2 separate regions of the Homo sapiens genome follow, and region 2 is linked to region 1. A link is an interaction called in ENCODE POLR2A ChIA-PET data of the cell type or tissue named here. Cell type or tissue: Panc1. All regions are shown on one strand. Each heading gives the region's core, and the rest is flanking DNA. Links, peaks and the distances in the headings are about the cores only. Region 1 overlaps HNRNPF (heterogeneous nuclear ribonucleoprotein F). Region 2 overlaps CSGALNACT2 (chondroitin sulfate N-acetylgalactosaminyltransferase 2).

Region 1 (16,475 bases), core at 5,408-13,407:
GAGAGAGATTGCTTTATTCCTAAGCAAGAAGATCTTTTCCCTTGTAGGTATTACATTCCGGTGTGCATTCTGTAGATTAGAGTCATTATCGGCCGGGCGAGGTGGCTCACGCCTGTAATCCCAGCATTTAGGGAGGCCGAGGTGTGGGAGGATCGCTTGGGCCCCAGAGACCTACCCCGTCTCTATAAAAAAATATGTATTATTTTTTGAGACAGGGTCTCACTTTGTTGCCCAGGCTGGAGTGCAATGGTGTGATCTCGGCTCGCTGCCGAGATCCTCCTGTGCTCAACGGATCCTCCCACCTCAGCCGCCGAGTATCTGGGACCACGGGCACTCTCCAGCACGCCCGGCAAATTTTTGTATTTTTTGTAGAGATGGGGTCTCCTTATGTTGCCCAGATTGATTTTCAAACTTTTGTGCTCAAGCGATTCTCACGCCTCTGCCTCCCAAAGTGCTGGGATTACAGGCGTGAGCCATCGTGCCCGGCCACTTTTTTGTAAACTGCCAAGTTTTCTGTTAAGGGTAGCGTTATAAAGCTTTATTCAGGTAAAAAATGGAATTTATTTAAGGGAAAAGACTGAGTAAATAGAAAGTTACTTCTCCCACGTGGCCAGAACCTTGGAAAGCCTGGAGGCAAATGAGAGCCCGGTGGGGGTAGATGCCTGCAGGGGCTGCAGAAATGTGACAGGCCCTTTCCTTGGAGGTGACTTCTCTAATTCCCTCTCCCCCACTGAGCTCTGGTTCTCTGCTCTTCGGGAGAACCACATTAGTTGACTCTTACTAGGTCCTAGAAGTTTTACTCCATTTTCTAATTACATGCTCAGGACTACTCCAGAAGGGCTTGCTATTAGCCCCATGTTTCAGATGAGAAAATGGAGGTTGGGAGAAGTCATGTGTCCAGGGACACAATTGGGACTTGGGACCCAGTCCCAACTGGGTCCCAAGTTGGACCGGGACACCCCTCCCCTGCCAGGGCCCTTGCCCTGTCTTAGTTGCCCTGAGCTACGGTTCTTGTGGAGGGCAACAGGGTGGGCAGAGGGAGAACTGAGCTCAGCCAAGACCGCCCTGGCTTATTTTACAGCAAATCCCAGACCAATAAGGTCTTTATTAATAAATAAATCCGCAGTATTTCTAAGAACTTTTAAAACCTAACCATGATACTGCTGTCATGCCTAAAAATACATTCCAAAATATCAAGTATCCAGGGTTTAAGTGTTTCTGTATTAAATTTTTTTTTTTTTCCGAGACGGAATCTTGCTCTTGTCACCCAGGCTGGAGTGCAGTGGCACAATCTCAGCTCACTGCAAACTCCATCTCCCGGGTTAATGCCATTCTCCTGCCTCAGCCTCCCGAGTTGCTGGGACTACAGGCGGCCGCCACCATGCCCGGCTAATTTTTTGTATTTTTAGTAGAGGCGGGGTTTCATCATGTTAGCAGGGATGGTCTCGATCTCCTGACCTCGTGATCCGCCGGCCTCGGCCTCCCAAAGTGCTGGGATTACAGGCGTGAGCCACCGCGCCCGGCATGTATTAAATATTTTAAACAGCTGGTTGGTTTGAGTCAGGATCCAAAGTCACACCTTATATTTTGTAGATAACTTTTTAAATTCAGAGCAGCACTGTCCAATAGAAATATAATGTATGCTATAAATGTAATCTTATATTCTTTAGTGGTAAAAGGAAACATGATTCATTGTATTAATAATTTAACCTAATATATATCCACTACTATTTTGCATGTAATTTTAAAACACTTTTTCATTTCTCCATGATCTTGACTAAAATAATTAAAAACAAAATCCTGTGAACTTGTCAAAATCCAGTGTGAGTTTTACACTTACACATTTCAAGCGTGGTGAATGGATGCTGTGTAAGTGATCATCTAGAGGTTCCCCTTTCTTAAAAGGCTCCATCCCCCGTTATATTTGTCGGGCTGTCTTGCAGCATTCCTTCCCCACACTTCGCATTTTTCTGATTGTTTTTCCGTGGTGGTCTTTGAGTGTCTGTTCTTTATATTTCCTGTAAAGTGATAGTTACCTCTAGAGGTAGTTTTTGGTTTTGGTTTTATTTTTGTTTTTGAGACGGAGTTTTGGTTTTGTTGCCCAGGCTGGAGTGCAATGGTGTGATCTTGTCTCACTGCCTCCTGGGTTCAAGCAATTCTCTTGCCTCAGCCTCCTGAGTAACTGGGATTACAGGGGTATTTTTAGTAGAGACGGAGTATCAACTTGTTGGTCAGGCTGGTCTCAACCTCCTGACCTCAGGTGATCCACCCGCCTCAGCCTCCCAAAGTGCTGGGATTACTGGTGTGAGCCACCGCACCCAGTCTGGAGGTAGTTTTGATTCAGATGAGAGTTTTTGGAAAGAAAACTTACTTGAGGTGCTGTGCTCCAACCGGAGGCACATATTGGTTGGTATCTTCTCTTTTGTCATGTTACAGCAGCTATTAATGATCATTATGTAGATCCATTATTTTCTTAAATGGTTTTCAAATTAGTGATATTTTAATAATCGATTCCTTTTCATTTATTAGCAGGAATACTTTTTCATGTGATCGCTCTAAGATGTACTTTTGTTTTTGTTTTCCTTTTTTTTTTTTTTTATAGACGGATTCTCACTCTGTCACCCAGGCTGGAGTGCAGTGGCAGGATCCAGGCTCACTGCAGCCTCCGCCTCCTGGGTTCAGGCGATTCTCAGGCTCGTGAGCAGCTGGGATTACAGGTGTGCAGCACCACCACGCCCATCTAATAGTAGAGATGGTGGAGTGGCAGGGGGTGGGGGGTTTCACCATGTTGGCCAGGCTGGTCTCAAACTCCTGACCTCAAGTGATCCACCTGCCTTGGCCTCCCAAAGTGCTGGGATTACAGGCGTGAGTCACCCACCACGCCCAGCCCTCCACATTTTTTTTTTTCGAGAAAGGGTTTCACTTTGATGCCCACACTGGAGTGCCCTGGTGTGGACAGAGCTCACTGCAGCCTCAACCTCCTGGGCTCAGGCAATCCTGCCTCATCCCCCCAAGTAGCTGGGATTACAGGTGTGTGCCACATGCCCAGCTATTTTTTTTTGTATTTTTTGTAGAGAAGGGGTTTTGCCATGTCGCCCAGGGTGGTCTCCTGAGCTCAAGTGATCTGCCCACCTCGGCCTCCCAAAGTGCTGGGATTACAGGTGTGAGCCACTATATATGGCCTCAGTTCTTCCTTGACATAAATTCAGCTTAGCATTTCTCATAAAACATTAAAAAAGTACCTCTATACTTTGTCTCCATTGATACATCAGTATGAGAAATTGCAGTGATTGAGTTTGAAATGATCAACTACACTTGCATTCCTGAAATCCAACTTGGTCATAATATCGCTTTATATATTGCTGGATTAGGTTGACTGATACTTGGTTTGGACTTTTGCATCTGAGTTCTTGAGTGAAATTAGCCTGTGATACTTGATTAATTGTAAAACTCTTTTGGAAATGAAAAAATCAATTCCAAGTTCATTGTAGATGTAAGTGTAAAAATTTAGAGAAGAACATCAACGCTTTGTAAGTTCAGATAACTATATGGGCTGGGGCTAGGAAAAAGATCTCTTGAAAATGACACAGGCTGGGCGGGGTGGTTCACACCTTTAATCCCAGCAGGGCCAAGGCAGGCGGATTGCTTGAGGCCAGGAGTCCAAGACCAGCCTGGCCAATGTGGCGAAACCCCATCTCTACTAAAAATACAAAAATTTGCCAGGTGTGGTGGTGTGCATCTGTAATCCCAGGCTGAGGCAGGAGAATTGCTTGAACTCAGGAGGTGGAGGTTGCAGTGAACCGAGAGTGGAATGATGGTTTGAGCTCAGGAGTTCAAGATAAGCCTGGGCAAGATGGCAAGACCCTATCTTTTCAAAAACAGAATTTTTAATTAGCCAGGTATGATAGCGAACACTTGTAAAGACATAGAGGATGCAGTGAGTTGTGATTGCAGTACTGCATACCACCCTGAGCAAGAAAGCAAGACCCCGTTTAAAAAAAAAAAGCCATCATAATTAAGAAAAGGCATGACAGATTAAGACTCCTATTAGATTTATCCTAACGGTATGCCTCCTGTTAGACAAAATGCTTCACCTAATACAAATACAGATACTCTTACTTACTGTTATATCCCGATAAATCCATCATAAGTTATTTGATTAGAATAGTGCCATCTAATAGAATTATGATGTTTATGACAAATACATATCTTTTCTAATTTAAGTTGGTGTTAGATACCATATACGATCCTCTTAAAGTACATAGAATTCAGAAGTTAGTTTTCTTGTGATGTTTTTGTCTGGTTTGGTAACACGTTGTATTAGTATGCTAGGGCTGCCATGCAAAGTAATACAGACTAGTAACAAATTTTCTCACGGTTATGGAGGCTAGAAGTCTTAAGATGAGGGTGTTGATAGGGTTGGTTTCTTTTCAGGCAGGAGAAATAATGTGAATAGTAGGAATTCCAGAAGGAGAAAAAGACACAGATGGAGGCAGCAAGAGAAGCGATAAAGGATTAGAAGTGAATTTTCCTGGCTTAAGATCCCTGTAGTTCCCATTAGGATATTTTGAAAAGACACAGCACAGGCGTGTGTTGGTAAAACTCCTAAAGTATAGAGGAAACTGCTTTGGAAAAAGTATGTCCTCCAAATCTCTTATCTTCTCCCCCATTGTTTCTGTTTTGATGTTTATTCTACTTCGTTTTCCTTTCTTTGAATTCATTACTAACTTTTAAATTTAAAACTCAGTTTTAGTTCCAGAAAGTTTTTTTTTTTAAGTTTTGTAATGGAGTGGTATCTGAAGTTGCTCTTTTTTTCCTGTTAAAATCATTATGGTTTTTGTCTAGCACTTCTTGTTCCCTGAAACCTGAGGTGTGGTATGTTATTTCTGGGTGCCGGAGCCCCTCTTCTGTAAATTGTCATGTTCCTTTCCTCCTTCCATCTCTCTGTTCTGCACAATTCCCCCAAGGCAGAATGCAGTGGTCCCCTGGGCAGCACAGCTCAGGGCCAGCAGTCTCAGCTCAGGGCCTGCTGCTTGGAACCTGACTAAGGTGTCATGTTTCCATGGAGGCTTCAGGAAGAATTCCCATCCCAAGGAATGTACCTTCCTCAGGGGGCTGAGGATACCCCACAGGCCTCCTTTCTCTCCAGCTCCAGGGTTTGACTATGCACCTATTTAGGGGCTGCTTGCTCAAGGGAGAGAGGTACAGGAGGTGGTCTGGGAAAAACAAAATTGATCTTCCTATCAATTGTATTTTTGTTTAGCGGAATCTATACACACCCATTTCTTTGGATATTATTTCCAGTTACTCCAGCTAATCCAAATAATGATATTTGCCCTCAGTTAAGAACAGATTTTATTTTTAGGAACAGAAGTCTAGTAGCAGTTTTGCTTTTTATTAACGTTTTAAGGAACATTTACCTTAGATATCATGATTCTTGGGCATTTGCAAAATGCAGTCAATATCAAACAGCAATGGTTGCTTGTTTTATGATCGGTCAGAATTTGTCCCTTATATTAATTTCAGTACAAACAGTATAGATAAAATTTATCTAACATTACATTATACTACTCTTGATGCTTTTTAGTAACACAGCTTTTGAGAAATGAACGCTGAGGGAAGCAGTGTGTTATCCCCCCAGACTTAGCTACAGCAAGTAAGTGAAAGGACCTGATAGATGGTAATGGAAAACAGCTTTCCTGTTGCATGCAGATCAGGACAGATCCCCTTTGGTGGATATAAATGTAGTAATAATGGAGTAAACATTTAAAATGTTAATATATGCTCCATCTGCAGCTTCTCAGTCTTTTTTTTTTTTGAGACGGAGTCTCGCTCTATCGCCCAGGCTGGAGTGCAGTGGTGCGATCTGGGCTCCCTGCAAGTTCCGCCTCCCGGGTTCACACCATTCTCCTGCCTCAGCCTCCTGAGTAGCTGGGACTACAGGTGCCTGCCACCACGTTTGGCTAATTTTTGTATTTTTAGTAGAGACGAGGTTTCACCGTATTAGCCCTCCTGACCTCGTGATCCACCCGCCTCGGCCTCCCAAAGTGCTGGGATTACAGGCATGAGCCACTGTGCCTGGCCACTTCTCAGTCCTTAATAGCTTTTAGGATAGCTCTGTGTATTGAATTTGGCACGTTGTGTGAATTGGGTTAGAATTCTCACACTTCAGATACATGTGCCCCTGAAAAGTTAAGTACAAATGTGTGCGTTGGTGCATTTTTTTAAATGGAATTAGTGTCTTGTATCATAATTCTTGAGTTCATGACAGCAGGAAGTACTTAAGAGTGACTGAATAGGAATTTTATAAAATTGCTGGGTTGGAAGATACTTTTGAGGCCATTAAACCCAATTTTCAATATTTCCAACAGAAAAGGAAAACATCCATAACAAATATGGTCTATGATCTGCTCACATACTATATACCATGATGGGGAATTTTTGCCCCCAAGATGCATCTTGTGCTTCTCATGTGGTGAACAGACACGAGCAGCAGAAGCTGTGTCCTAAAATTTCTTCAATCTAAAGGATTCACCACGAAATAAGAATATGAATACAAAGCATCCAGCACCAAAATGTATCCCAGTAAAGGGCTTTGGTAAAAAATATAAATAATTTGAACAAGTGTCCAGAGGGGAGATAATGTACAGAAGGAAAAAAGAATAATGGGCTTTTAACTTCTTTTTTTTCCCTCAGTTTTTATCTTTTTCCTATATAGAGATGGGAGTCTCACTATACTGCGCAGGCTGGTCTCGAACTCTCTTGGGCTCAAGTGATCCTCCCACCTCGGCCTCCCAAAGTGCTGGAGTTACAGGCTTGAGCCACTGCTCCTGGCCAGCTTCTACTTTAAACCTCAGCTATTTATCAAGGAAAAAAGAATTTCCCTTCTTTCTACATGAAATTCATCACTCAGTGTTCCCACTCACCCATGCTCCTGTCTGTTTAAATGTCACTTCCTCAGAACCCCAATCTGAGCTAATGCCTATTTTCTGTTTTTCGTTCATTCTAAAATTTGTCATCATATATTTGTACATTTCTTGATTTCCTACTCCACTGTTACTGGACCCACCAAGGCAGGAACTGTGTCTCTTTACCACTACAGTTCCTGTATCTTTTAGGTGCGTAGTATTTCTTGGTGAGTCAGTCAGTCTCCAGACTCAGTCATTTTTCTCTACATTACACATTCTTTCACATTCTTCTCCCACCAGTCTTCCTAGACTTGTTTCATTCCTTCCCATCTTGTCTCCATGTATCTCTTCCCACCATTCATTTTCCAGATAGCATCTAGACTGTTGTGTTAAAAAGCAAAACTCCTTTCACACCACATTCCATTAAATGCCTTCCCACTGGCCTTTGAACACCAAACCAGGCCTTTAAGGCTATGTCATCTCCTACCATTGATCTCAGACCTAGCTGCAGTTGCACAATACAACCCCTGGCTCAAGTCTTCTGCACACATTGTTCCCTCACAGGCAGGAACCCTATGGTGACTGATCAATAATTAAAACTTGCCTTGGGCCAGGCACAGTGGCTTATACCTATAATCCTAGCACTTTGGGAGGCCAAGGTGGATCAGTTGAGCCCAGGAGTTACAGACCAGTCTGGGCATCATAGAGAGACCTTGCCTCTACTAAAAAATTAAAAAAAAAATTAGCCCGGCTTGGTGGCATGCACCTGTGGTCCCAGCTACGTTGGGGAGGCTAAAGGTGGGAGGATCATTTGAGCCCAGGAGGTTGAGGCTAATGTGCCTGTCACACAGATTCAACAGTTACTAATCATGGACAGTTATTCTCCATCTCCCCACCTACTACTTTGTGGACAACTTCAAACAAATCCAAGCCATCACAAATATTTCAAGATGGATTTCTAAAACTTAATTGCTTTATTTTATAACATAACCATAATTCTGTGGGTTCTTTTATCTGGCTGGAACTATTCTGAGGTAGGACTGGCTCATTTGTCCTTGTAGTTTCCCACAGTCTACATCACTATATGCAGTATGTTACTGTTCCCTGTAATTCGTGTTATTTAGTAAGTGCATTCTAAAGACTTGCTTTCTCTCAGTTTTACAAACAGTTGTATTAGCCGGGTGTGGTTGCATGCCAGTGGTCCCAGCTACTCAGGAGGCTGAGGTTGGAGGCTTGCTTGAGCCTGGGAGGTTGAGGCTGCATTGCCATGATCGTGCCACTGCATTCCAGCCTGGGCAGCTGAGCCAGACCCTGTCTCAAAATAATAATAATTCTGTTAAAAACGTAAAACAGGCCGGGCGCGGTGGCTCACACCTGTAATCCCAGCACTTTGAGAGGCTGAAGTGGGTGGATCACAAGGTCAGGAGTTGAGACCAGCCTGACCAACATGGTGAAACCCTGTCTCTACTAAAAATACAAAAATTAGCCAGGGTGTGGTAGCGCACGCCTATAATCCCAGCTACTCAGGAGGTTGAGGCCAGGAGAATCGCTTGAACCTGGGAGGGGAGGTTGCAGTGAGCCGAGATCGTGCCATTGCACTCCAGCCCGGGCAACAGAGCAAGACTGTCTCTCAAAAAAAAAAAAAAACAACAACAACAAACTCCAAACAGGCCGGGCATGGGGCTCGCACCTATAATCCCAGTACTTTGGGAGGCCGAGGCAGGGGGATCACGAGGTCAAGATATCGAGACCAGCCTAGCCAACACGGTGAAACCACATCTCTACTAAAAACAAAAACTAGCTGGGTATAGTGGCATGGGCCTATAGTCCCAGCTACTCGGGAGGCTGAGGCAGGAGAATCGCCTTAACCCAGGAGGCAGAGGTTGCAGTGAGCCAAGATCATGCCACTGCACTCCAGCCTGGGTGACAGAGTGAAAACTGTGTCTCAAAAAAAACCAACCAAACAAACAAAACAGTCAAACATACACAAAAGTAGAAACAAGTGTAATGAAACTCTATGTATACATCAGGAGCTTTAATAAAAATTACTAGTTCATAGCACATCTTGTTTCATGTATATTTCCACTTTCCACGTAATCTGAAACATTCAAGAAATCAGGTATCATCTGCAAATATTTGTGGCTCTAAAAAGGGTCTTTTAAAGAAATAAAATTACAGTATAATGACAACAAAATTTACAATTCTGCAATATAAAATGTCACTGATCATATTATCGAAATTGCTTTATAGTTGTTCTCCAGTTCATTTGAATTAAGATTCAGAGGTCCACAAAATTGCGTTAGTTAAAAGTTTAGGAATTGCGTTAAAAAAATTTTTTTTCAAAGATTTTTTTTCAAAATCTTTACGTGTGTCCATGGTCAAATGTACAAACCAAGGTACGTCCGCTAGTTCCATTTTAGAGGCGGCCTCCCAGAGAGGGGCTGTGTCTAACTTGCTGGCTTCTCTTCCACTCTGCACTGCCCGCCCTTCCCCGTGGCTGGCACTCTGGACTTTCCCCAGGTCGCGCTCGCGCCTGGCTCCCTTCGGGAGAACTCGGAGAAATGTCTTCCCGCCGCCCTGACTCTCTCCTTCCCCCACTTCCTGCCTGGGCCCAGCGCGCGGGCCACGGGGCCGCACCTGCAGGCACGCGTTTCCCATTGGTGACATCTTGGCGGGCCCGGCAATGGCACTTCCTCCTCTGCACCCCGTGACCCACGTCCGGCTGCCGGTCTTGGATCACGAGGCCTCCGCTTCCCGGACTCCGGACCCCGCGCCTCCTCGGGGCCGACGGGCCAGTCCCTGGCGTGGTGAGCCGCCGCGCGGGCGCCCCGGCCCCGCCACTCCAGTCCCGGCCGCCCCCCCCAGGTCCCTTTCCGCCGCCCCGGTCGCTCGGAGACGGACGCAGACCTACGAGCGCCTCTTCCCTTCCCTCCCTTCAGCCGCGCTCGGCCCGCGGGTCCCCGAGCTCCCGCCTAGGCAGCGCTAGCTTGGCGGGCCGGGGAGCAGCCCCCACCCCACCTTGCCGTCGCCCTCGCTCTCGCCCTCAGGGCCCCGGAAGCCCGCCAGGGGCCCCCTCCCCTCCCCTCCCCTCCCCTCCCCCTCCCGCGAGGCGCCCTTCCCTCCGGGAACCCTCCCGTCCCTGCCCCCACTCTCCCCGCTGCGCCGCTCGCTCCGCCCCCCGCCCGGAAGCTCCCGCCCGAGCCCGCGCAGGCCCTGGGGCCGACCTTCCTGCCGGGCCGGGCGGTCCGAGGCTGCTGGAGTGCCGTGAGCAGGCCGCGGGAACGTCGCCGTCACCTTGTCTCGGGGCCTCGGCGCTGCTTCCCGCCAAAACACGTTTACCGCGCGCCCGGGCCTCCCACCTTGCGGAAGGGACCCCACCACCACTTGGATTTCTGTTGCAGGTTGAGAACAAAAACATGCACCTGGAGTTTCCCCGGAGCCCTCTGCGTGGTTGAGCTTCGGTGGAATTTCGGGGCTCTTGGCTGCCAGCCGCGCTTGCCTGGTAGCAACAGAAACCAGTCCTGCTCGCCTCCGTGGTAAGTCTAGAGCATGAAAGTCCGCGGGCCCGGCCGGGTGGACTTTGGTTTGAGAGTGGAACTAAGTGAGTAATGGGGGCGGCGCGGCCAGACGCGCTCCCAGCCTCCTGGCGAGAGTGCTGCCCGGTTTCCCGGGGGCACGGGAGTGTGTCTAGGAGGGGAGGCCAGGATCCTTCCTCGAGTCCTGTCCTGAACAAAAGAAAACGAGGTGGGTGGTGCTTGAACGGCCCTGTTTACTCTGCAGATAGCCGAACTGGTAGGACTCCGGCGCGCCCTATTTATCTTGATTGGCTCTGCCTGAAGGCAAGCGTTAATCCCGTCCAACCTGTATCACTGCGAAGAGCTCGTTCGGGAGCGCTTTTTGGAAATGCAGATTCTTAGCCCCCACCCAGATCTGTTTTAGGGTTGGTGTTTTAATTATCTAGGTGGCCCCCGTGCAAGCTCGATCTGAAAACCTCCGGGTCCAGTCACCTGGGGGAGCTGAGCAGCCCTCCCCGCCCCCAGCGCTTTCTTGGCGCTGCGGACGGGGAGACCAGACTCTTCCTCTGCGTGCGTTGGCGGTGCGCAGTGGCCGTGGTCTACAGGCTTACAGCGGCTGGTCCATTGGGGTAAATGGGTGTACGTGGGTCTGGTTGCCAGCTTGTGCATGTCCCCAGAGACGCCTCAGGGTGTTGGTCTGTGGATCACGCAGGGATAAACAAGGGCATAAGTGGATCAGATCATTAAGATGACTGGGTTCCACCCTTTAGATCCTTGAACAAGTCGGATTGTTGAAGCCTTTTGAAAACCTGATTCCAGAGTACTTGAAACTGTTTCACCCCTGAATAGGTTTCCTAATAAATGTAATGCTTTCCATTTGTACACCCCCCCAATAGTGTCTTAAGTAATAATCACTGGAAGTTTGCAAGACAAGGCAGATTTGATTATCTTCATGTTAAGACAACAGGTTCAGCATAATTAGCTGGTTTTACTAATTCCACATTTCCAAAACTCAAGCAGCTTAGTTCTCAGAATTCCATAGCCCTCAGCCCGTGTCCTAGTCCTTTGGGGCAGCGTTTTTACTGGGATGTTGGTGATCTAGTGATTATGATGTATGTTCTAGTGAAGCATATTTCAAAGAAGTTACCCAATAAAACTGAAAGTGTCTTTTGGATGTGTCTCCACACTGCTTACAGAGGGGTTCCTATAAATCAGACTGAACAATTTCTAGCAAGCACCCTTGCTCCTTGCCCATGCTATCCCAGTGAAAGAGGGGTCTTAAGGTCAAGTCCCCTGTGGTTGTCACTTCTCCCCCACCCATCTCCCTCCCAAGTGCCCTGCCCCCGATATTTAAATTTCCTCCCAGCACTTAGGGTCCTCAGTGTACAAACTTAGAATTGGGCAGAGGCGGGCGGATCACCTGAGGTCAGGAGTTTGGGACCAGCCTGGCCAACATATTGAAATCCCATTTCTACTAAAAATACAAAAATTCGCTGGGTGGGGTGGTGCACGCCTGTAATACCAGGTACTGAGGCAGGAGAATCTCATCAAGAGTAAATCTCATCAAGATCAATAAGGCGTTTCCCTTTTGTTGTGCTCTGTATTGCCCTGTGAAAAGATAATACTTCCAAAATGCTGTTAGGTGGATGGGGTGTGAGATTTAATTTAAACCCACGGGCTATATAAAGGGCTTCCCAGCTGTTTCTGTCCTTACCTGGAGTTCTGATCCCAGAGCCAGTGCCTAGGATCTGAGACCACACAGCCAATATCGCTCTGTTTTTTTTTTAGGACATTTCATTACCATCCAGAAGTGTCTCCCACTGAAGGCATCCGTGGTTGTTTTTAAGGTAAGCTATTTTAAGAAGAGCCCCTTTTCAGCTGCAGTATTTATATTTGTTATACTCAAATTTGTTTAGCAGCCTGGAGTGAAAAAAGTTTTGTCCCTAACATTAACCTTGAGCAGGACACCACAGGGCTCTTTTCAGCTTGAGTTTTAGTTAATGAAAAGCCTTAGGACTTCTGAGAAATGGAACAGAAAACCAATTCTGGAGTAAAAATAAGCAGTAAGTGTTTTAAGTGTACACATGTGTTTTGGAAAGGAATGGTCTCTTCGCCTTGCCTTCAGAGAGGAAGTAATTTTGCTTCTGAAACATTTCCTGATGCAAAACACTTATGACATGTAAAAGATTAGGCATTTTAAGTAATTCTTCTATGAAATGTTTTTATTTTTTATGCTGCTTGTATGTCTTTTTCAGCCTAGCCAGGCCACTGCCTTCTTGAGGAAGGTGTTGACCCCCCTACACATGGGCAACAGTTAATCCTGGCTAATCTTGGACCAGCTGGGTCAAGTCTGTGCTGAGGATGGGGTCATGGTGGCCAACAAAACAGGCACAAGTTTCTCCCCAGTAGGCTCCTATTGTGGGTTTAAGACCCCTTTAACAACACAAGAGTGCTGTGGTTAGTGTAGAGCATGAGACTTAATTTGGATAATGAGAAGACCTTTGAGAAAGGTGGTGTATTTGAGCTTAGACCTTAAGGATTAGTGGGATTTAGGTAGACAGAAGGTTGAACAGAGTATATTTGGGGAGAGAATTAACCATGAGTGTCAACTATGTGCGTCACATCCCTGAAGGGGCAGAGAGCTTGCCACATTCCAGGAGAAAAAAGGAAGTGATGTGAGCTTAGGTAGAAGAGTGTTGCAGGCAAAAGTTGCAAGGCCTGAGGGACCCCATTGGGCCTGTGGTCCTTGTTCTGAGGTCAGTGGGAAACCACTGAGGACTTGGATGCAGGACAGTAATGAGTTTTAAAAGTACACGTGAGCCGTAGATGGGATTGCAGTAAGGCCTAGCCACTGTGCTTGGAAAACTTTTTTTTTTTTTTGAGATGGAGTTTTGCTCCTGTTGCCTAGGCTGGAGTGCAGTGACGCGACATTGGCTCACCGCAACCTCTGCCTCCCAGGTTCAAGCGATTCTCCTGCCTCAGCCTTCCTGAGTAGCTGGGATTATAGGCATGCGCCACCACGCCTGGCTAATTTTGTATTTTTAGTAGAAACGGAGTTTCTCCATGTTGGTCAGGCTGGTCTTGAACTCCTGACTTCAGGTGACCTGCCCGCCTCAGCCTCCCAAAGTGCTAGGATTACAGGCATGAGCCACTGCGCCCGGCCTATGCTTGGACTTATTTAAAAGATATATCGGTAATCTGGAATTGGCTGTTTGTACATACAGGAATTAGAATAGGAGAAATAACAATATGAGGTACAGAAAGAAAATGACAATTTGATAACTCCCATTACAAAGAAAAGAATTACTGAGTTCATAGGCTGCCATTCAACGTGTTAGGAACAGGGTAGAGCTGTGAGGCACCTTTATTGCTGAGGAAATGGAAGAGTTGAATAGGATTTAGGGATGAGGATACTGTGGAGAATGGGATCACCCAAGGGAGTTGAGTTGATTGGATTTGAGGGCTTGGGAGAAGGTCAAGGATTACTCCAGTTTCCTTCTAGAGCCTCTGGGTGCAGGTAGGGGCAGTCATGTTGCTATTGGAGTGTGACAGAAGAGAGAATGTGAGGTTTAGTTGTGGCACAGAGGAGAACCTGTGGAGTGGAGTTGTGTCTACCCGTCTAGGCTTCAGGGAGCCGAAGACTGGGGGTTTGTGTATCTCCTGACCCTGGAGATGATTATGGAGACCCTGGGAGCAGGTGAGTCCACTGAGAAGAGGACTTGGGCCCAAGCCTGATTCCCTACAGTTAATGGTTAAGGAAGGACTCAGAGACTGTCTAAGGAATTAACTGGAAAACCAACAGTAATTGCCAACAGGAGTGAAAGGGAGAGGATTTCCAGGAAAGAATGGTTAAGTAAGATGAAGATAAAAACATTTGCTCTTTTTCTTGCCATGGAGATCTGTATAGTAGGATCATGCAGTTTTTTTGTTTGTTTTTGTTTTTGAGACGAGTCTCTGTCGCCTAGGCTGGAGTGCAGTGGCACGATCTCAGCTCACTGCAACCTCTGCCTTCCAGGTCCAAGCGATTCTCCTGTCCCAGCGTCTGGAGTAGCTGGGATTACTGGCGCCCGCCACGACGCCTGGCTAATTTTTGTATTTTTAGTAGAGACGGGGTTTCACCATGTTAGCCAGGATGGTCTCGATCTCCTGACCTCATGATCCACCTGCCTCAGCCTCCCAAAGTGCTGGGATTACAGGTGTGAGGCACTGTGCCCGGCCAATTTTTCTGTATTTTTAGTAGAGACAGGGTTTCACTATGTTGGCTAGGCTGGTCTGGAACTCCTGACCTCAAATGATCTGCCTGCCTTGGCCACCCAAAGTGCTGGGATTACAGGCGTGAGCCACTGCGCTCAACCTAGGTGTCCACCACTATGCTCGGCTAATTTTTGTATTTTTGGTAGAGGCGGGATTTCACCATGTTGGTCAGGCTGGTCTTGAACTCCTGGCTCCGGTTATCCACCCTCCTTGACCTCCTAAAGTGCTGGGATTACAGGCGGTGAGCCACCACACGTGGCCTTGATCATGCAGTTTTAATGGAGGGGAGTGGAAGTGACAGTAGAGGCCTTTTGACAAGATTTTGCTGAACAAATCAACAAGTAGCTAGAGGCAAAGTTGGCACAGGGGAGGTATGACATGATTGGGTAGAACTGAGCATGTTTAATTACCAAGTAGACAGGGCTCAGTGGAGAAAGGGGAAAAGGAAAAAAAGAAGAAAGCATGGCTCCGGGGTATGTGAGGTTGGACCCAGAGCAGAGCTGTTGTTCACGATGTCCGCTGTAAGGGGCCCACTACGTGCTTACAAACTCCTGGACTCTGACTTGACTTCACAAAGTCCACTTCCAAGAGTAATGTCAACCAGCTGGAGAGGAGGTGAGAGTCTGTAAGGCTGCCCCAGACATCTGAAGGGCTTTGGACAAGCAGGGTGCTGGGGTAGGACAGTGGGCGATATTGAGGGCCCGCTTACTCTATGGCTGTTCACTCTGATTTTCTTTTTTTTTTCTTGTGTGGTGGGTTTTTTTTTGGAGTTAGTCTCGCTCCGTCACCCGGGCTGGAGTACAATGGTGCGATCTCCACTCACTGAAAACTCCGCTTCCTGGGTTCAGGTGATTCTCTTGCCTCAGCCTCCGTAGTGGCTGGGACTACAGGCGCCCACCACCACGTCCAGGTAATTTTTTTTTTTTTTTTGAGACAGAGTCTTGCACTGTCGCCCAGGCTGGAGTGCAGTGGTGCGATCTTGGCTTACTGCAACCTCTGCCTCCCAGGTTCAAGCGATGCTCCTGCCTCAGCCTCCCAAGTAGCTGGGACTACAGGTGCCCACCATCACGCCCGGCTAGTTTTTTGTATTTTTAGTCGAGACAGAGGTTTTGTCTATTGGAACTCATGATCTCAAGTGGTCCCACCCACCTCGGCCTCCCAAAGTGCTAGGATTATAGGTGGGAGCCACTGTGCCTGGCCTCACCCTGATTTCTACAGTATTTCACAACTTGGGGGCAGCATTAGCCACCAGAGAACATTTGGGAATGTCTGGAGACATTCGGTTGTCAGAACTGGAGGTGGAGGGTGCTACTGGCATCTAGTGGGCAGAGACCAGGGATGCAGCTAAACATCCTACAGTGCCTGGGCCTGCCTCCACAACACAAAGAACTGTCTGGTCCAAAATGTCAGTAGTCCTGAGGCTGAGAAATTGTAGCTTAGAGGCACCGTTTCGCCTGGCTGTGTGCAGCTGAGCCACTCAGTACATCCATGGAGTAGTCAGATATTTGTTTGGAATCTTCCAGAGCTCTGGTTTTACTGGGCGCGTACAGTTAAGAAGTTCATTGAATGAATTCCATGTATTGTGAGGAAGGAATGTAAAATGATACTTGCTCTAAGCTGGATTATGAAGAATGAGGAGAGAAAGAGGCTGTGTGGATAAGGAAGCCAAGGTCTCTACAAAGGAGGGGGATAGCAGTTGTGGTGGAGGGAGTAGGATGTGATTAGGTGGGGTTTCCTGCAGGGAATGGTGAAATCATTGGAGGTAGGAGTCCAGGAGAAAATGGTTAGTGGATTATGG
Region 2 (16,475 bases), core at 5,263-13,262, 230 kb after region 1:
TTTCTTGCACTGTTTTATCTGGCCTCCTAAGCATGTGGGAGATGCAGTTATCCACACATAACCTATATACCCAAGCCTTGGCCTCTCACAGAATGCCAGATCCCTGTAGCCAACTAGCAATTTGGCACCTCCCCTTGGATGTCTGATAAACAACACATGGCTACTATGGCTCCAGTTGAATCCCAATCTCTGCTCTCCCATTCCTTTCCTTTGCTAATTTCCTACATCTAATCCAACAGCAAGCTCTGTCAGCCCTATCTCTGAATCATATCCAAACCTTTCTCCGTAATTATAATACACTGTCACCCAAGCCACAATCATCTCCCCTTGTCTACTGTGAAAGCCTAACTGGCTGCTGCCAGCCAGAGCCACACACAATCCATTCTCCCTCCAAAGGCTTTCCAACATACTTAGCATAAAATCCCAATGCCTTCCAGAGGCTGAACAAGCTCTACATGCCCTGGCCCAGCTATGTGCCCCTCACCGGCTGTGCTCCAAACACCCTAGGAAACCCAGTAGCTGTTCTTTCTGCCTGAAACCACTATCCCCCAATCACAGCCTAGCTGGTTCTTTCCTGTTCTTTGGACAGCTCTGCTCAGCTTCATCTCAGAAACACCTTTCTGACCAAACAAGCCACAGAAACCACGGAGTCACTCTTTGCAACTCAGTCTGTTTTAATGATCCACGTGGCATGCATTATCTGATTTTACTTTCTGTCACCTCCTAATAAATAAAGATCCTCACGAGCAACAGCCATATCTGTTAGGGTCTAAGTGTCAGGGTGCCAGTGGTGGATAGTGCGTGGCATCAAAGGGACCCTCAATATTTGATGAATTAATATAACAGAGGCAGTGTGCACAGTGGACAGGAGTGGAGGCTGCGGAGCCACATCACCCAGCCTCCTGGGCCTACTCAGGCCAGTGTGTACTTGGACAGGCACTCGACTGCAGCACAGCTGTGAAAAATGGGGCAGTAATACTACATACCTCAGAGGTTGTTAGGAGGATTAAATGAATTAATGTGTAGGCAAAACAGAACAAGTACCCTGCACATAGTAAGGGGTTCATAAAAATATTAGCTATTATCATCATTTAAATGTTACCTAAAATATAGATACGCTATTTCCCGCTTTTTAGCTTTACATTTTCCTCTTCATTTACACGGCTGTATTTACATTTTTCACATTTTCCTTGATATGCAATATTCACCAGAGAATGTACCATAATTCAATTTATCCTTTTATTATTAGAGTTTTGCTTGCTTTTAATGTTATCAATTTATGCATATTACCATCATGTAGCTCGATTACTTCCCCAGGAAAGACTGTTGGGGGTGGAAATTACTGGATCAGAGGGATGAATCTGTTTAGAACTCGACTCAGAGAACTGGCCTGAATCCCCAACAGAAGCGACGGAGGAGCTCCCATCCCCCAGTCTTGCTCACATGGCTTTGCTTTTTAAAAGCAGTGACCTAACAGCAGAAACAAAGCATTATACTGCTGTTCTAAATTATTCCTAGTAAGGCTGACTATTTAAATATGTGAATTATCAACTGTCTTACCCATTTTTTTCCTTCTTATTTACTTCTAATATAGCTTTAAACATCAAGGAAAACAAGTTTTTGTCTTTTAAGTGAGGAGACTGAAGCTTAGAAAAGTTAAGCAACTTGCAAAGGTTACAAGTGGTGAAACTAGAACTTGAAGTGCTTAAACTTAAGTTGCTATGCAACACCTAGAATGAATCAGCATTCAAATCATTCTTCCCCTACAACCCTCCAAACCAGGCAAGAATATTAGCATGCTTTGGCCGGGTGCGGTGGCTCATGCCTATAATCCCAACACTTTGGGAGGCTGAGGCCAGCAGATCACAAGGTCAGGAGTTCGAGACCAGTCTGGCCAACATGGTGAAACCCCATCTCTACTAAAAATACAAAAATTAGCTGGGCGTGGTGGTGTGTGCCTGTAATCCCAGCTACTTGGGAGGCTGAGGCAGGAGAATCGCTTGAAACGGGAAGGTGGAGTTTCCAGTGAGCCAAGATCATGCCACTGCACTCCAGGCTGGGCAACAAGAGCGAAACTCCATCTCAAAAAAAAAAAAAAAGAGTATTAGCATGCTTTTACATTCCCTTCACGCTTCTATGTTGACTTTATTTGCCTCTTTTTGTTTTAATTAATTTTAATATACAACCTTTTATTTTGGAATAATTTTAGATTTACAAAGAAGTTGCAAAACAGTAAAGAGAGTTCCTGTATACCCCTCATCCAGTTTTAGCTTCCCCTAATGTTATCATCTTACATTGTTGTGGTACATTTGTCAAAACTAAGGAACCATCATTGCTATATTACTATTTAACTCAACTCCAGATTTCATTTGGATTTCACCAGCTTTCCCTTTACTGTCTTTTTTTTCTATTCTAGGACCTAGTCCAGGGCACCACATTGCATTTGGTTGTCATGTCTCCTTAGTCTCCTCTTGGCTATGATGGTTTCTCAGTCTTGTTTTTGGTGACCCTGACAGTTTTGAGGAAGAATGGTCAGGTATTTTGTACAATGCTCCTCAATGTGGGCTTGCTGCAGCTTTCCCTGTGACTTTCCTGGGGAAGTTATCTACGTTTTTGGAAGAGGACTGTGAGCTAAAGTGTCCTTCTCATTATGTCATGTCATGGGTACATGGTATCCCTTGGTTAAGGTGTCTGCTGGGTTTCTCCCGTGAAAAGTTTGTTTTTTCTTTCCATACTATGTTCTTTGAAAGTGAGTCCCCTAGTTCCACCTACTGGAAGAGGGAGTATCTACATAAGTTATTTGGAATTCTGTAAGGAAGACTTAACTTTTCTTTCCTATCTAGTCTAGTCACTCAATATTTATCTGCTCATTCACTCACTCATTTGTATCAGTATAGACTCATGGCTATTTACTTGATGCTTTGGGTTATAATCCAGGTTTAAGTTATTTATTTCATTGCTCAGGTTGTTCCAGCTTGGGCACTGGGAGCTCTTTCTGTTGGCTCCTGTGCCCCTTCGACATATTCCCCCTATCTTTTTATTGAGTGCTTTCTTACTTTCTGGCACTGTAAGATGCTCCAGGGTCTTCTTGTATATTTTTTGCCCCTGCCCTGGAATCAACCATTTCTCCGTGGACCTCTGGCTCGTTTGATTGGAGAATAGTATTAGAAACTAAGATTTGGAAGCTGAGTGTACTTGTTACTGTTAGGGTGTCACTGGTTCTAGGCCCTCTCAGCTGACAGCTAGGTAATACACATAAGTATACCATGTACATAACCCGCTGACATCTTAATCCCAAATTGGTATTAATTGCCTTTTTATTATGTCAACATAACTATTTACACTATTACATCAACAAATGTTTAGACTTAATTTTTTTGGTTGTTCACCACTATTTACTCTCAGGTCCTCCTCTCTCAATGTATACATTTATCATTTTGCTGGACTCGATTACAAAGGTCTGTTGAGAAATAAATTCTGAGTCCTTGAAAGCTCAAAAATGTCTATTTTGTCCTAAAATAGTAGGTTGAATATGAATTCTAGAATCAAAGTTACTTTTCTTCAGAATTTTCATAGTATTGCTTTATTGTTTTCTAACACCAGTGTTTTCAAAAAGAAGACGAATGCCAATCTGATTGTCACTCCTTTGTGAACAAACTGGGTTTTGCTATTTTTAGTGTCTCTGGAAGCTATTAGAATTGTCCTTTTACTGTTGTTCTCCAAACACCAGAAGATTTGTTTCTGCTTAGCTCTGGAAACTTTCTTCCATTTCCTCCACTCAATATTCTCTCTTTTCTGAACTCCTATTAATAATTTGGGAGCTTCTGGCTTGATCTTCCTTGTCTTAATTTTTCTCTCATGTTATCTCGTGAACTTTACGTGTCCAGTTGGGTTGTCTTCCAGTTTACAAATTTGATTCAACTGTAACCATTCTGCTATTCAGACCATTTACTGATTTTAAAAATATTTTCACAATTTCCAAGTTCTGATTTTTTAAAGCAACAAATCCTGTTTTATGAATTTAACATTTTCTCTAATCTCCTCAAAGATATATTTTAAAATTACTTTCTATCTGTATTCATATACTCATGTGTTAATTTTTCTGTGTATTAACACTTGGTGCCTCTTTCATAGTATTGTTTTTCCTCAAATGTTTGGTTAGTCTTGGTTAATTGCTACTCACTTTTGTTTCAAGTATTGTTCAGAAGTCCATGGCTGTTAGCTTTGATTACAATGGCCTATCTCCAGTCACAGTCAAGGAGATTAGAACAGGGTCTCAGGGGGAATGCGCTAACAGTAGTTCACTTTTGTAGTCTAGGGGCTCCCTAGCCACCCCGACCAGCCTCTCCAGCTCCAGGGACCACATGCACTGCCTTAGACTGAGGGTCAATCCCTGTGATGCCTGCTTCTCAGCACACCTAGAGAAGCATGTTTATTCCAGGCTCCCTCCATTCTGTCTGCTATGAGCTCAGAGGATGCAAAGCAGCCCCATCTTCACTCACTGTTCTCTTGAACACATTCTAGTCTGTTCTCTCCTCCAGAAATCTTACGCTAACTGCTATCGTCTTACAGAAAGTTCTCAAGACTTACGGCTGCTAACACCTTCTCTCATTTTCCAGTACTAATGTACCCTTTTCTTCAGAATAATTCACCGTCAGATATGGCAGACGTGGGTGCTCAGTTTGCCATTTTGAACCTATTTGTATTTATATTCATAATACTGGCCTATAGATAAGGTAGAGGCGTGTGTGTGTGTGTGTGTGTGTGTGTGTGTGTGTGTCTGTGTGTACTATGCCAAGTGTTGATATGAAGATAATGGTGGCCTCATAAAATATGTTAAGTACATCATATGGTGCTAATATTACCTGCTCTTTGAGAGTCTGGAAAAGCTTATAAATTAAAACATTGTATTTATATACCTACAGGGTAACTTTTTGATAACTGTTTTTTAAATGGCTCTTAATTTCTTCAGAGCTTCCACCTTTTTTTTGTTTTGTTTTTTTGAGATGGAGTCTCACTCTGTCACCCAGGCTGGAGTGCAGTGGCGTGATATTGGCTCATTGCAACCTCCGCCTCCCAGGTTCAAGTGATTCTTTTGCCTCAGCCTCCTGAGTAGGTGGGACTACAGGCTCGTGCCACCACGCCTGGCTAATTTTTTTATTTTTAATACAGACGGGGTTTCACCATATTGGCCATGCTGGTCTCGAACTCCTGACCTTGTGATCCACCCGTCTTGACCTCCCAAAGTGCTGGGATTACAGGCGTGAGCCACCATGCCCGGCCCACTTGCACCTCTTTTATTCATAAAATACTAACATGAACTTAGCCTGTGTTCATATTTTATAAATTCTCAAATCTTTCATTTATTTATAATTTAGAAAACTTACCCTATAAAATTGATTTATCTCAATGTTTTCATATTCTAATTTCCAATGTTTTCCTTTTTACCTGAAATCTGTCTACTTTATGATTAAATTTTTTGTACATAAACATAAGCTTCTATATTTCTCAATCTATTTTTGTTTTATTAACTTCTGCCTTTATTACTTTCCTTGAAGTTATTTTTCATTTTTTTAAACATCTTAAAGTGACTTCTTAATCATTTCTACTTTTTCTTAGTATTAATAATAAAAGATTATGTTAAAAGCAATTTGGTATTCTCGACTCGATTCTGAAACAGAAAAAGGACATTAGTAGAAAAACTGGTGTAATCCTAGTGTACTTAGCAGTAACTTACCAATATTAATTTCTTCACTTTGACAAATGTACCATGGTTACATAAGATGTTAGCATTAGAGGAAACTGGGTGAAGTATGGAACTCTTTGTACTATCTTTGCAACTTCTCTAAATCTAAATTATTATAAAATAATGTTTATTTAAAAATTTTAAAAAACTTACATAAAATTAGCTTTGGCAATAACTGTAAGTTTTGATATATGGCATTTATATTCTATGACTTTCCAGGTAATTTACCAGAGTATACTATTCCCTCTTATTTAGCAGAGTAGATTTAATTTCTAGTTAGTAGGGTTTTTAAAATCAAATTTTTAGTATTAGTAAAAATAAGCTGGTAGAAATGACTGTACAATTTCCACATTCTGGGACATGAGGTTTTCCTTTATGACCTAAACTCTGCTCCCCCTACACTTAATTCTGAAGCAATAAATGTGAAAAGCATCTTATTGGGGGTATAAAGAGGAACTATGGAAATGTGCTTACAATAACTATAGTTTTTCTTTAACACTTTGCTCATGGAAATACAGTTTTTTATTGAAACTTTGTTTTCTACTTACACAACAAACATCTAGAAAAGATCTTTAGAGTCTTTCATAACTGAAAATGTGAAAGTCTCACCAGCTGCTGCTCCACAGGTGGTGGCACTTCCTGGTTGGCATAAACAATGGCAGGATTGTAAAGACTGAACACCACAGGGTAAAACACCTTCTTACCTACAAATTAAAATATAGGTTTGTAACATAAAAAGAAGTTATGAAGAACTGTTCTTTATTGCAATATCTATTAAGTTTTATCAAAGTCTTATTATACATGATTTTATCTATTTTTTAATATTCAGGCTACAGAACATCATGTTAATTTGATGAATATGATGATTTTGTAACATATCAGTAGGTTAACTATAACCTTGCAAAAGAACAGAGGAAAAAACAAACTAAAGGGTGCTTCACGTTTATTCCCTTTGACTTTGGGGAGATGTGTATTCATTACGTGAGTCATTTATTACTCATTGTTTCATCTAATCAGTAGTAATAAACGTAGATTAACCTCTGATAATCACTATGAAACTTAGAAACGTCTGTTAAATCCACCTGTCAAAAATGAATCATTAGAAAGAGTAAATTCAAAGAATACTGTACAATGAATAGATATGCAGAGAATAATGAAAATATAGAATAAATCTGAACCAAAATCTGGAAAAGTCGGGAAGACAAGGGTTAAAATTACTTGATATAATAGCCCTTGGAGAAGACCTTGTCATCAGCATTCAAACTGACTGATCTAAAAGGACCATAAAGGCTAACTAGCCCATCTTCCCTCAGGAGACGCAACCCTTGCTATGGCTGGCTTCAATCAGATATGATCACATGAAGTGTTCAGTGATTGTCAGGAAGTGTGGGAGTAACATGGCAACCTTTTTATTACAAGATCCCTAGCAGATGCTCATTCTACCTTTGTTCAAATACATTTAGGGATGGGGAGTTCAATTTTCCAGAGGCAAATCTATTTCTGGATATAAAATATTTCTTTTAAACTAAGCAAATACGTCTCCTTCAACTTTCACATTTTGCATTTCATGCTGTAAAATAAACCTAACCTTCATTTATTCATTAGGTTCTCAAAGAGTTCCTGAAAACTATCTCTAACCTAATTAATAAGAAGGCAATCATTTGCATATGAATAGTTCTACATTAAAAAAACCCCATTTGCTATTAGATTCTTTAAAACATTTTTATTTTTATTTTTTAAGACGGAGTCTTGCTCTGTCACCCAGGCTGGCGATCTCAGCTCATTGCAACCTCCGTCTCCCAGGTTCAAGCAATTCTTCTGCCTCAGCCTCGCAAGTAGCTGGGATTACAGGAACAAGCCACCACGCCTGGCTAATTTTTAGTAGAGATGGGGTTTCACCATGTTGGCCAGGCTGGTATCGAACTCCCGACTGAGGTGATCCGCCTGCCTCGGCCTCCCAAAGTGCTGGGATTACAGGCATGAACCACCACGCCCAGCCTCTTTAATACTTTTAATTCTTTTAAATGAGCTAAAAAGCATTCAGCCACCATGCCTGGCCAAAAATTTTATTTTTAAAGACTAGGACTCACTATGTTGCCCAGGCTGGTCTTGAACTCCTGCACTCAAGTGCTCCTCCTGTCTCAGACTCCCAAGGTGCTGGGATTAAGGTGTGAGCTACTGTGCTCAGCAGCACCCCCCCACCCCAATGTTTTTCTAATTGACTAATAAAAATGGTGTACAACATTATGTTTTGCTACATTCATACACTACGAAATGACTAAATCAAGCTAATAAACATATATCATCACCTCACATAATTAACCTTTTTTTTTTTTGGTGGTAAGAACATTTTTTAATGCTACTACTGGCTTAGCAATTTGTAAGTATACAATACATTGTTATTAACTATAGTCACCATGTTTGTATAACAGATTTCCTCAACTTACTCATCCTGTTGAGATTCTTTAATACTTTTTTTTTTTGAGACAGAATGTCGCCCTGTCGCCCAGGCTGCAGTGCAGTGGCGCAATCTCAGCTCACTGCAAGCTCCGCCTCCTGGGCTCACGCCATTCTCCTGCCTCAGTCTCCTGAGGAGCTAGGACTACAGGCACCCACCACCACGACCGGATAATTTTTTTTGTATTTTTAGTAGAGACGGGGTTTCACTGTGTTAGCCAGGATGGTCTCCATCTCTTGACCTCGTGATCCGCCCGCCTCGGCCTCCCAAAGTGCTGGGATTACAGGCATGAGCCACCACCCCCAGCCTCTTTAATACTTTTAATTCTTTTAAATGAACTAAAAAGCATTTAAAATTTGATTTCAAAAAATGTCATCTTCTCATTAATTTTTTTTTTTTTTTTTGAGATGGAGTCTCACTCTGTCACCAGGCTGGAGTGCAGTGGCATGATCTTGGCTTACTGCAACCTTTGCCTCCCAGGTTCAAGCAATTCTTCTGCCTCAGCCACCCGAGTAGCTAGGACTACAGGCGTACGCCACCATGCCCAGCTAATTTTTGTATTTTTAGTAGAGACGGGATTTCACCATGTTGGCCAGGATGGTCTCAATCTCTTGACCTCATGATCCACCCGCCTAAGCCTCCCGAAGTACTGAGATTATAGGCGTGAGCCCCTGCACCTGGCTATCTCATTAATTTTCAAAAAATATCTACAACTTAAAGCAAAGTATAGTAAATCATCCCAAAATGCACAGTCTGGAGACCAAGCACTATCTGCATCTAGACTTCCATGTGAGTGTGTGTGCACACATGCATGGGGGTATTTTTGCATGTGTGGACGCTATATGCCCAAAGCTGAGTGCTTCAGACTCTCACACACATCTCCATACCATCTGCTTAGCTCTTTTTCTGACCTGCACTGCTCCCACCTCATCAATTTGTAGATACCCTGTTCCTCTGCATTTCCATATTTGGCTTCAAATGTAGTCACTGGAAGTTGGACCCAAGAGAACAAAGGATATGAATTTCAAAGGGTCAAATTTTCAATTTCCTATTTAGTATTCCAGTTAAATTATGCCTAATATAACTTAAAAAAATACTGGGGTTTAACTAAAACTTCTCCCTCAAAATCACTTGATTCAAACTATAGGACATGCTGACAACGTTCTAAATTCTATAGTCAGCTCATCTACCAACATTTTACGCACCTGGCTCAGCATTTAACCGGCAGCTGTTAAGGAATTCGGCTGAGAAATAGATATCAACATCACAGAAAAACATCAAGACCTCTCCCTTGTCCCAAGCTCGGGCACCCACATTTAGTCCTCGTCCACGATTAAATTCTTCATTCAATGAGACCAAGGTGTAATTGTGAAAATTAGACTCACTATGAGGAAAGCACACACAACAAATGATAAGTCCCACTTAAAGTTACCAATTTTCTTCCTTCAACACAGCTTACAAAATATGTTTTACACTTCAAATATTTGATTATATTGGTTCTACATTCACAAAGGGAAAGAAAATCCCAGCTTCATGTGTATGATTATCATCAGGGAGAGATATTCACCAAATGCCCAATTTGAGGCACATGTTGGTGGTATGAGGCTCCAAAAGTGTTAAAGTGGCCACTGACCTTTGGAATCTTAAACACCTTTTGGGGAGTTGAAAAATACACAAATGGAAAAATAGCTGTAATGTCTGTTAATAATGCATTCTAAATGGATAACACACACAAAGATCACTCTCCTCTTGCATCCGTTAGGTCTTTGCACACATGTCGCCTTATCAGAGGGATCCTCCCTAATACTACTTGAGAAGCAGCTGCCACCTCCCACTCCTTCATCTCCATCCTCTTCCTCAGCTGTTTTCCTTCATATTGCTAGACATATTTGTTCCAGTGTCTCTCCCACTCTGTGGGAGCAGGGATTTTGTTTTGTTCATTACTATGGATGCAGTGTCCCCTGATAGAGTAGGAGTTCAATAAATATTTGCTGAATGAATGAATGAACAGCAGTTCTGAAAAATACATCGCTCATGTCTGGAGTAGTTAGAGAAGATGTTAGAAGTGGAACGTGAGTTATGCCTTGGTTAAAATGTTGAATTCAGTGGTGAGTGTAAAGGTCATTCAAAATAATTATTCTCAAAGGCAAAGAGGTAAGAATGTAGAAAGCATTTTAGAGAAAAGGGATCAGACAAATCAGATTGGTAGAAAAGGACCCTAAAATGGGAACAGTGAGATAAGGGTCAACGGAATCTTAAAATGGGAACAATGAGAGAAGGGTCAGAGTGAAGAGTACCTCCCATGCAAGGTTAAAGAAATTGGTCAGTATCCTAAAGGCAAAGAGAATCAGCAGGACTTTTCTGCTAGGGCAGTGGTTCTCACAGTGAGGCCCCCAAACCCACAGCATCAGCTTCCTGTGTTAACATGTTAGAGAAGCAAACTCTCAGACTACAGCCAGACCCACTGAATCAGATGCTAGGGCTGGAGAGAAGCCTCTACATTTTCACAAGTCCTCCTGGTGACTCTGGCACTGAAGCTGGAGAATCACTCACTGCACTAGGGTGCAGCCTAATCAAAAAAGTAACATTTTAGGAGGATTACACTTACAACAGTACAGAATGGGTAATGGAGAGATGGAACAAAGGCTCAAATAGTGCATGGAGTGGACTCCAAGTGCTCTGAATGCCTAGGACTCTTCTCCCCGTCTTAAGGAATATAAATCTCTCCTCTGTTGGGGGAAAACTGCCCATTGCCACCCCACATACTCAGCATCAAGTGGAGGCACTGATCACAGAATACCCCTCACTCTCTGCCCACCCCAACCACAGTAATTTCCTAGGGGTGGAGACCAGGCTTAAGCTGGGCCAGTCCCAATACCCCCACCCAACCTGGCCATAGTGATTGGCTCAAGAGTGGGCAAAATGTCCTTCCCTGGGATTTTCTCAACTGGAGCTGGGAGAAAGCTCTTTCCTCTCTGATGGCAAAGCTGAGAAGATGTGAGCCCAGAGCCGCCAACAGTCATATCCCTCACCATGTGGAAGAAGCCAATCTGCAACAGGAGAATGAAGTCAACATGCAGAGAAAAACAGACAAGGAGACGAGAATTTTGATGGTATTCAAGTCTCTGGTTCCAATCCCTGAGAAACAAGAGTTGTTTTGATTTTCTTCCCCAAATTTGGTTGTAACAATCCCTTTATTTCTGGGAGGTATCCGAGATTCTTCAATACTGCTCCTATTTTCCTCAAGCAAGCTCAAGGTAGGTTTACACCATTTGCCACAGAAGTGTCTTGACAATACTTCAGTATTACCAGTGTGAGCTTGTGGCACTTAGTAGGTGATCTAAAAACACTAAGGAGGGACAGGAAGGGAAGAAATGGAGGGAGGGGGAACCAGGGTTAGGGTGGTGGCAGTAGCAAGGAAGAGATAGAGAAGAGGTCCTGTGAATTAAGTAGGAACTAACTAATTAGAGGTAACTGGAGGCAAAGAATAAGTAAAAGACTGTGGCTCTCAGAAGTCATGCCCAGATGGTGAAAATGGTTTTACTCTGAACTGAAAGAGGGCCATCAGGAGGAGGAGCTGGTGTAGGGAAGGGGAAGACAGTGAATTGTGTCTATATACATCAAGGCTCTGAGAATCCCTGCAGGTCAGGGACTCAGATTCACTCATCTACGCCCACTCTTCTTCCAACTACCCCAGTCAAACTCCCAAGCAGTGTACCTGGAACACAGTAGGCAGGACTCAATGAATGTGAGTTGAATGATTTGAGAAGAATGGCTGATCAAATCTGGGCTCTTGGCAAATGGCCACAACTGGCAGAAAGGTAAAGAAGCAAGTAAAGGATATAGAGCTGGTGTGGTTAGAGATGATAATCAACCTAATAGTTTACATTACATCATACTTACATTTACAAAATAGTTACATTTTACAAACACAAGAAGAACATTTTAAGACAGAAATACTGGTTAGGTTGTCAAAGGTAAAAAAGCAATGAAAAAGAATAACAGAAAAGAATTTGGCAGTTAAGTCGTTATCTTTGGGCCCATGATTTAGAAAGAAAAAGGCTGAGAGGCTAAAGAATTAATAATTAAGTACTAAGGGATTACTAATTCATCCATTCAAACCTCTGAGCATCTACTATGTGCCAGGTACTATATGACTTGCTTAGCTATGAACTACTGTCTCGTGATGTTGAGCTGTGAAAGGACAGAAACATAACAGTAGTGGCTGGGCACTTCAGAGTTGAGTGGGAGTTTCTTAAGGATATGGGAGACCTCAACATTGTTAGCAGGGGGAGAAGAAGGAGCCTGAGGAAATGGAAGGAAAGAAAGGTGACAAAAAAGAGACAAATTCAGAAGATGATTATGTCAAAGTGAAGGAATTAGATTTTAAAAAAAGGAAAGCAGCAGCAAATACACAGAAGGTGAGTGGGCCACAGAGAAAGCATCATGCCAGGCTGCTTGCTAAGCAGTGAAGGGAAGTTGAGTCATGTAGGGTTGCATGTGAAATGAGGAACTTATCATCACCACCACCGCCCACATGCTCAGCCAATTTTTAAATAATAGTTACTAAAAATTATTAACTCATTACATATCTGAAATTCTCTTTTAGCAATGTTATATATCAAGGCCTTCACTGCAGATGTGGTTCACCAACCTGGTGACAGATTCTAGGATAGACTTGACTTTAGACAGTCCTTCTTTACCAAAATACACCACTGTGAGATGAATCTTCTTGTCTTGATGAATACAAACATCCCTAACAGAAGTGAAAAATAAAAGTTTATTCAAGAAAACATGAGGCACTATTCATTAAGAAAGCAACCACATGAAGCTTTAACAAGAAAATGAGGCATTACTGACACAGTAGTAAACATAAATGTGGCAATACTGATGAATTATGGAAGGCACAAGGTCTATGCCTGAATGAGTGCACCCCTTGGAGGGCCATGGAAGCAGTCTGACATTGCTGCCATTATTTCAAAACATTTTTTGAACTTTTGCTTTTGGATTGCTTTCAGAAGCAAATCACAAGCTATTCAAGGAAATAAACTCAACTGGTTCAGAACCACATAAATAAATACTGACCTTTTGGATTAAGAGTTATTTTGTCTTCAGACTGGCTAATTCCAAAAATTGTAACTATCATTAAGGAATAAATATTTGCCATGACTGAGATTACTTACTGTAAATAATAATGTGGCCTTTGAAAGTAATTCCAAGAAAGGCAATAAAAAAATGCTTTAGGAAATCGGATCTCAAGTGAGCTATTTGGAACAGTAAATCTCACTTGGAAGTATGACTGCCAGACATTCAGCTGCAGACCAGTTTTAATTAACCTTTTAAATCCAACAATTTCAATATGAGAATAAAGACTAGGATCACAAAGCATTAAACCAGTATATCAAAGTATCTAAAACATTAAAAATATTAAAGTATTAGAAACATGGAAACTGTTAAATCAAAAAGCATTTTCCACAAATAGTTTTCATAATGTGTAGATAATTATTTAACACTTCAGCATTTTAAAATATACAAATTTGATAACATAAAAAAACTTTACAAATTCTCTGCTTTGCAAGCTGAAATAACTTTCTCCAATTTTTAGTTTAATGTTTGTATGTCTAAATGTATTTCAATTAAAAAACTCAAATCATTCTCAAGGGGATTTTCTTGTGAGACACAAGTATTCTGTATCTTAATTGGGGTGGTGGTTCGTGAGTGTATACGTTTGTCAAAAGACATTAAATTCCAGCCTGGACAACATGGCAAGACCTTCTCTCTACAAAGAATAAAAAAGATGGCATGCACCTGTGGTCCCAGCTACTTGGGAGGTTGAGGCAGGAGGATCACTTGAGCCCAGGAGGTTGAGGCTGCAGTGAACTGTGCTCACTCCACTGCATTCTAGCCTGGGTGATAGAGTGAGACCCTGTCTCAAAAAAAAAAATAAAAATAAAAAAAGAGTCATGATACCTATATCCTTAAAATATGTGGATTTTACTGCATGTAAATTATTCCTTAGTAAAGTTGATTTTTTAAAAATTCAACTTGTCTTAAAATGAATTCAAAACAATTATCAAGGCCATCAAATTTAGTTTCTAATAGGTGTCACTCTTAATTTATTTCATAGTTCAAATTGTCTATAACACAATATACTACACATGCTTTAAAAAAAGAGAGAATATAAAAAAATAAAGTTCCCCTAAAGCCTGTAAAATTATTCTAAGTAATTATAATCGGTGAAGATAAATTAAGGAAATCTGAGTAAAACGTGATTTTTTTTAGGAGAATGTAGCTTAATCATTAAGCCCTGACAGTTACCTGAAGTTCTGCATAAATTGTACAAATGCTTCAGTTCTTTCAGCAAGTGGCACAATGATATTAATAATTGATCTAGTGATGTCAATCATCTCACTCTTCACTTTCATGAGAGGTCCAAAAGGGCGGAAGAGGGTCACATGTCTATATTCCGTAAGGTCTGCTTTCTTAAAAAAGAGTTCATACTGTGTGCCCTTATCTCTCTCAGTGCGATAATAACCTAAAGGAAAGAGTTAGGAACAAAGACGTCTCCATGTCAAAGTTTACAAATTCAATGGGAAGACAGATTTTACTCACTTAAACATAAAGGGTATTAAACTAGACCTGCAGGATTTTTACCTATTTGTGAAAATACTTATCCCCACTGCACAGTAACAATTACTCGCTTAAAAGAAAAGGTTAAAAAAAAAGTTCACTGTTCTGTTATTTTATTCAATCTATAAAATATACTACAAATGACAATTGTTCCTTTTTACATACGACTTTTTAAAAATACTAGAGCCTATCAATATGGTAATCATGATAAATAAAGAAATTACTTCTAGCAATATTAAAATCTAGACCCAAGAGCCAAAATTTCTATTGGTTTAGGTCAACTAAAAGAAATCGAGTGCCTTCGTGTCAGTTATGTGATACAAAGAGTGCCACATGGTCTCAATTTTGAGGACAGGGCCAGTCTAGTGAAGGAGACAGAAAAATAGACAAATAATAACAATATAGTGCTATGTGATATATATATATATCTGTATATATATATGTGTGTATACATACATACATATAAAATCACTGACTAGAGTGAAGTCAAAGAAAAATTGGTACAGATTTAAACACAGTGATTTGAGATGCCTTTGAGAGAAAAGCATGCGCATCTACGAGGCAATCTGATTTTTTTTTTTTTTTTTTTTTTTAGACGGAGTCTCACTCTGTCACCAGGCTGGAGTGCAGTGGTGCAATCTTGGCTCACTGCAACCTCCATCTCCCGGGTTCAAGCAATTCTTCTGCCTCAGCCTCCCAAGTAGCTGGGACTACAGGCGTGTGTCACCACGCCCAGCTAATTTTTGTATTTTTAGTAGAGACGGGGTTTCACTATGTTGGCCAGGATGGTCTTGATCTCTTGACCTCATAATCTGCCCACCTCGGCCTCCCAAAGTGCTGGGATTACAGGAGTGAGCCACTGCGCCCAGTGGCAATCTGATTTTTAAGTATGGCGCTCAGGAGAGAGAAGAAGGTTAGACCTACAGATGTGTGAGTCACTCAGTAAATATCTGGGTATAAAATGGTGAATAAAATAGACTTGGTCCCAACCCTCCTGAGGCTTACACTTTAGTAGGAAGCACAAACCAGGAAATGGGCAATGCCACATACTGTGACAAGCAGTATGAATGTACAGGTGACAAGAGCACACAGAAGTACTGCTGTCTTAGACCTGAGGTTGCAGATGACTTCTCAGAAGAAGTGATATCTGAGCTAAAGTTTAGAAGAGGGATAGGAATTAGTTGTCATTACTAATTATTAGTAATTATTCTCCCTGCAGTGGGCAGACAGTGGCACAGTAGAGGAAAAGTGAGGAACAGAATATGTTCCATTTAGAGAAAAATCCTGAAGTATCAGAATCCAAGGAGAGTTATAAGACAAAAGCAGGAGCTGCAGAATATAAAACTGGCACAGCTCCCTTTCTTTTTAGGTAGAGCTGATGTGAGGACATTTTACACATGTTACTTAGTTATCTTATTTCCTCCGCAGCTTCCAATTCTGCCATAAGCTACAAACATACAGTGAGAAGACAAAAAGCTGAGCTTGCAGAAAAATCAGAAGAGTTTTGAGAAAAATAATCCATCAAAAATGGCAGGAAGTGACAGCAGAAAAAAGAGGAGGCCACAAGGAAAGGCAGCTGCAATGCCACTGCAAAGCATAATGCCCTCCCTGATGGCCTCCAAGGGCCTCAGTGTATTATAA

The links. ChIA-PET counts read pairs that join two places held together with the same protein. Peaks named below come from ENCODE experiments on the same cell type or tissue, not always from the same donor. Only the 100,000 strongest peaks of a DNase experiment are listed, where the experiment ranks them.
Region 2: POLR2A ChIA-PET joins it to region 1 with 11 read pairs; 7 of 35 experiments call an interaction of 5 or more read pairs at or near these places.

Annotation. Positions count from the first base shown.
Region 1 is chr10:43,390,425-43,406,899 of GRCh38, reverse strand. It overlaps HNRNPF (heterogeneous nuclear ribonucleoprotein F), which reads left to right. Exons shown (of 4, transcript NM_001098204.2): 2 at 10,310-10,444; 3 at 12,212-12,270. Among named protein-coding and RNA genes, the nearest start is that of HNRNPF, 11 kb to the left of the region's middle. RefSeq lists enhancers at 4,765-5,284, 7,336-7,475, 8,014-8,899, 10,234-10,503, 10,676-11,563 and a silencer at 9,654-10,113. In Panc1, for the core only: no CTCF peak of the experiment used is centred there; a DNase peak (open chromatin) is centred at 9,529; H3K4me3 peaks cover 5,388 bases; H3K27ac peaks cover 6,915 bases.
Region 2 is chr10:43,156,979-43,173,453 of GRCh38, reverse strand. It overlaps CSGALNACT2 (chondroitin sulfate N-acetylgalactosaminyltransferase 2), which reads right to left. Exons shown (of 8, transcript NM_018590.5): 3 at 14,523-14,739; 4 at 12,859-12,960; 5 at 9,410-9,588; 6 at 6,356-6,450. Among named protein-coding and RNA genes, the nearest start is that of CSGALNACT2, 27 kb to the right of the region's middle. RefSeq lists enhancers at 420-589, 12,474-13,673. In Panc1, for the core only: no CTCF peak of the experiment used is centred there; no DNase peak of the experiment used is centred there.